Linked DNA regions of Homo sapiens: region 2 is linked to region 1. Evidence: read pairs that join two places in POLR2A ChIA-PET (ENCODE). Cell type or tissue: PC-9. All regions are shown on one strand. Region 1 holds the start of MIR302CHG (miR-302/367 cluster host gene). Region 2 has its middle 76 kb from the start of MIR302CHG.

Region 1 (2,500 bases):
TTTCTAGAAGCCAGGGACTAGATCTTAACTCATCCCAACACTCAGCAACTATCACAAAACAGGCATTTAGTAACTGTTTGCCAAATTAAAAAAAAAAAAACTGCAGAGACTTACACTTGCTAGTCCTTCCCACTTCTTTACCTAGTTAATTAGTACCAAATTTAGATATAAAGCAAGTAAAAAACTCAGTATTGTTGAAATTTGAATGCATTCAGTAGTAGTAATGAGTTTTATAACTGACTTTTGAGCATATTCAATTACTACAACTCAAAAGATATATACTAAATATCCATTATAATGTCAGGCTAATCTCTTGATTTAAAACCCTTAGAATTTAAAACCCATAGAATGACAAATTAGCCTGGTAATCACATGGGCAAGTCACAGACAGTTGTAACCAACACAGCTCAGTTTTTGTTTCAGCAAAATGTAAGTAACTACTAACTGGATTAATGCAGGGATTGATTTTATGATTTTGATGATCATAAATGATGAATTTGTAATTGATAAAGTTACCCTTTAAATAACAGAAGTTATTTAATGAGTTGATTAGAAATAACTCTGAGCAATTTTTGTATTAAATGTTTTGCAATCTGATTAATCAGAGCAGTATTTACATCCCTCAATTTTCAGCTGTCTCCTGAAATGCAAGCTGGTAATAGCAATTTGGATTTGGCCAAATCCTTCACCAACATTGCAAAGAGGATCAAAATTTGTTTCTTAGTGACAGCTATAGGATTGTAGGACAGTATTTCAGATAAGGAGGGCTTACAGATAAACAAACCACCACCTCAATGGTATTCAAGTTAAAACCTGTGACTGATGAGTCTACGTAAAACCAAAACAACATACTAAGTGATGATGAATGTCAGTATAAGAAAATACTTAAAATATGTGGTATGTTACAGAGCATTTCACACTTTTTAAAAAGAAAAGGATTCACTTAAATGGGTGACAGGCAGGGTAAGGGTAAATAAGATATGGTACTCTCACCTAAAAGTATATAATTTCCCTAATAGAAAGTATTGCTACCAATGTGGTATAAAAGGCTACAGAAGATAGACTGTATAAAGCGAAAAAATTATAAACCTGTATGTACAGCAATTTGTAGCGTAAATTATATAGAAGTATGGGTTTTTTGGCACATGCGTGAAAAATTTTAAGAGGTTTTCAAAAATATTTTACTTTTCTATAATTAAAATTTTAAAGATAATCAGCACATAGGTAATACAAAAAAAATCAGTGCCAATAAAAATAAGCAAAAGTTACAATTTTCCTATAGAGAAGGATGTTTAAACTGTGCTTACATATAGATTTAGTGAGGAATTTCAGCCTCTAGATTTTGCTTCAAAATTAAACCTAAGAGTTACCATGGAATTAAAACTGTACAGTAGTTTACCATAGGGAAACAAATTCTAACTTGATTTGTTTTATCTTCCATATTCAAAACATTTTCACACAGGGAAATAATAAGAGAAGAAAGGAACAAATACCCTAGGGGCTCAAAATCATTACCCGGACTTGTTTCCTGCCAGGTAGAGGCTCTGTGCTAATGATCTTCACAATCACTCCACTCACGAACTGTGGTCCTGTTGCATTAACTTTCTCCTGGGTGCGACACTCTTCCCTGTTGGCTGCTGATTAGAAAAGGAAAAAGACCAGGACTAAATCTCTTACACTTAACAACAATTTAATACTTAGGAGGACTACCTTAGAATAATTCCTGAGGCAGATTTAAATAATTTAAAACGTATTTAATTTTAAAGTAAACAATTAAAGGTTATATGTCATACTGCTTATTTCAAAATACCATGAATAAAACTCAGAAAGTTTTATTATTCTACATGCAAATTGTTACTGCTAGAAGAGCATTCGTAAAGCCTTTAAATTTGCCCCTTCTCCCTGAACAAAGGAACAGTAAATTTTTACTCAATAAAGTTAAAAAAAAGTTAAAGGATACTGTGTTTTAAATACATTATTATTCAAACGTGAACATTTATTTTTACAAGAAATGAGAATTTAAAATGTATCCTAATTTTGAATTCATAGGAATTCTGCTTTAACTTGTTCCTGCTTGTGGTGCATACTACAGAATGAAATTAACAGGTGAGAAACTACAATCTTCATTCCTACAAACTTGCTCAGTCTGCAAACTCTGCACTCATGTGCTTGATGAAAACTGTAGAGAAAACTCAGGTTATTTAAAAAATTGTTTTAAATGAGCCTTTTAAATATTCTTATATCAAGAGTAAGTAACACATCTGGATAACTTAACAAATCAAGAATTGTTCTAATAATGAAATAGAATAATCAAGTTTTTTAAAATTAAAATTTATCTTATAACAACTCAGAGATAGCATTTACATATATAAGTACATTATAATGTTGTCAAAACTATCAGTGATCTTTACTTTTTTCATTTTTCATTCCAGTGTTTTGAGGTACTCCACTGTCTGTTTCCATTTCTGACTCTGATTTTATTTGGGATATTGTTTTTTTT
Region 2 (2,500 bases), 75 kb before region 1:
GATTTTGTTTATCTTTTCAAAAAACCAACCCTTGGTTTCATTGATCTTTTTTATCTTTCTAGTTTTATTTATTTATTTATTTCTAGTCTAATAATAATTTTAAATTTAAATTTAAAAATAATAAATTTCCTTCCTTCTACTAACTTTGGGCTTAATTTGTTCTTTTTCTAGTTCTTTAAGGTGTAATATTAGGTTGTTTAATTTGTAATTTTATAAAAATTACTTGGATGTATACCATATGCTTTATTTACAATATTTCAATCCTTACAGCAACCATAATCTGTGATATTATTTTCAAGTGATGAAACTGAGGCTCAGAGAGGATTTATAACTTTCCAAAGGCTATACATCTAGTCAATAATATTCAGTGTATTTGAACCTGATCTCTGCTGGCTAAATCTTATGTTCTCTCCAATATCACACATTTAATGCCATAATTAAGAGAGGACTTTTCTCTAGTTCCATATAAAAATTTGAGTTAAACAACACAGAACATAGTATTTTAACCATAACTATTCTGCATACTACAGCTAGTCTCTGAATTATATATGTATTATATAATTTTATATATAAAGTTCATAGTAAGCTATGGATACATATTTATAAACACTGAACATTTTATTACGTATTTTCCAATAAATTATTGATAATTCTGAAATTAAAAGTTTTACTTTGATTTCCATACCTTTTAAACTTACTTTTGCAATAGGAGAATTCTTTTTTTTTTTTTTTTTTTGAGACAGAGTCTCCCTCTGTCACCCAGGCTGGAGTGCAGTGGCGGTGATCTTGGCTCACTGCAAGCTCCGCCTCCCAGGTTCACGCCATTCTCCTGCCTCAGCCTCCCGAGTAGCTGGGACTACAGGCACCCACCACTACACCCGGCTAATTTTTTGTATTTTTAGTAGAGATGGGGTTTCACTGTGTTAGCCAGGATGGTCTCGATCTCCTGACCTTGTGATCTGCCCGCCTCGGCCTCCCGCAATAAGAGAATTCTTAAAATAAGCTTAAATTTTAGCTCTGAACTATAAATACAGCATTCATTCTGCAACTTGAAAATTTTGGAAATCTATTCCCTTAGAAAAATGGCAAGGTGGGGGTGGGAAGAAGAATAATACTGAATACAGCTTGGAGACTCTATCTCCAATACGAATGTTCATCTAACTTAGAGAGGTACAGAGAGTGAAAATATGTCTGAGGTAAGTCAACAGAATCATCTGCCTTCAAACAAACAGACACTATGTCTACAATTACAGAGAAATATAATACCTACATTTTATTCATACCAGGATGCCTTTATACATACTCAGGCATAACTCGAAACATGATCTGTCCATCACCACCTCTCTGAGACCTTATTCCACCACTCTCCTCTCCTATCATGTTTGAGCTACAACTGGCTCTCTTCCTATTCCTAGAACACACCAAACTGGTTCCACTTTTTACCACTGGCATTTGCTTTAACATCTGCTGAAATGCTCTTTCCCCAGATGTGTGCTTCCTCCTTCACAGACTTCAGATCTCTGCTTGACTGTCACTTATCAGGGAAGTGTTCTCTGACCACCAAATATAAATCTACCCACCCCACCCCAAGTGCTCTGTGCACCTACTTGTTTTATCTTCTTCATAATCCTTCTTACTACCTGATATTTTAAATTTTTATTATTTATTTATATTTTTAAATTGGATAAAATCATGTAACATAAAATTTGCCATTTTCACATTTACACTGTTGTGCTACCAATCTTCGAGAACTCTTTTCATCTTGCAAAACTGAAACTCTGTACCCATTAAACAACAACTTCCCATTCCCCCAGCCTCCAGCCCTTGGCTACCACTATTCTACTTTCTGCCTCTGTAAATTTGACTACTCTAGGTACCTTATATATTTGGAATCGTGGTTGGCTTTTTTAACTTAGGACAATGTCTTTGGCCAGGTGCAGTGGCTTACGCCTGTAATCCCAGCACTTTGGGAGGCTGAGGCGGGAGGATCACTTGAGGTCAGGAGTTCAAGACCAGCCTAGCCAACATGGTGAAACCCTGTTTCTACTAAAAATACAAAAACAGCCGGGCATGGTGACTCGCATCTGTAGTCCCAGCTACTCGGGAGGCTGAGGCAGGAGAATCGCGTGAACCCGGGAGGCAGAGGTTGCAGTGAGCCGAGATGGCGCCACTGCACTCCAGCCTGGGCGACACAGCAAGGCTCTGTCTCAAAAAAAAAAAAAAAAAAAAAGACTGTGTCTTTAAGGCTCATCCATGTTGTAGCATGTGTTAGAATTTGTTTCCTGTTTTTTTTTTTTTTTTGTCTGGAGACAGAGTCTTGCTCTGTTGCCCAGGCTGGAGTGCAGTGGCGCAATCTCGGCTCACTGCAACCTCCACCTCCTGGGTTCAAGCAATTCTCCTGCCTCAGCCTCCCGAGTAGCTGGAACTACAGGCGCCCGCCACCATGGCCAACTAATTTTTTTTGTATTTTAGTAGAGACAGGGTTTCACCTTGTTGCCCA

Evidence for each region. ChIA-PET counts read pairs that join two places held together with the same protein. Peaks named below come from ENCODE experiments on the same cell type or tissue, not always from the same donor. Only the 100,000 strongest peaks of a DNase experiment are listed, where the experiment ranks them.
Region 2: POLR2A ChIA-PET joins it to region 1 with 5 read pairs; 6 of 35 experiments call an interaction of 5 or more read pairs at or near these places.

Annotation. Positions count from the first base shown.
Region 1 is chr4:112,649,598-112,652,097 of GRCh38, reverse strand. LARP7 (La ribonucleoprotein 7, transcriptional regulator) reads right to left here. Exons shown (of 13, transcript NM_016648.4): 9 at 2,412-2,500; 10 at 1,516-1,637. MIR302CHG (miR-302/367 cluster host gene) reads left to right here and starts at 2,047. Exons shown (of 3, transcript NR_146092.1): 1 at 2,047-2,106. In PC-9, no CTCF peak of the experiment used is centred here; no DNase peak of the experiment used is centred here.
Region 2 is chr4:112,725,088-112,727,587 of GRCh38, reverse strand. It overlaps a transcript of ANK2 not described here. Among named protein-coding and RNA genes, the nearest start is that of MIR302CHG, 76 kb to the right of the region's middle. In PC-9, no CTCF peak of the experiment used is centred here; a DNase peak (open chromatin) is centred at 1,337.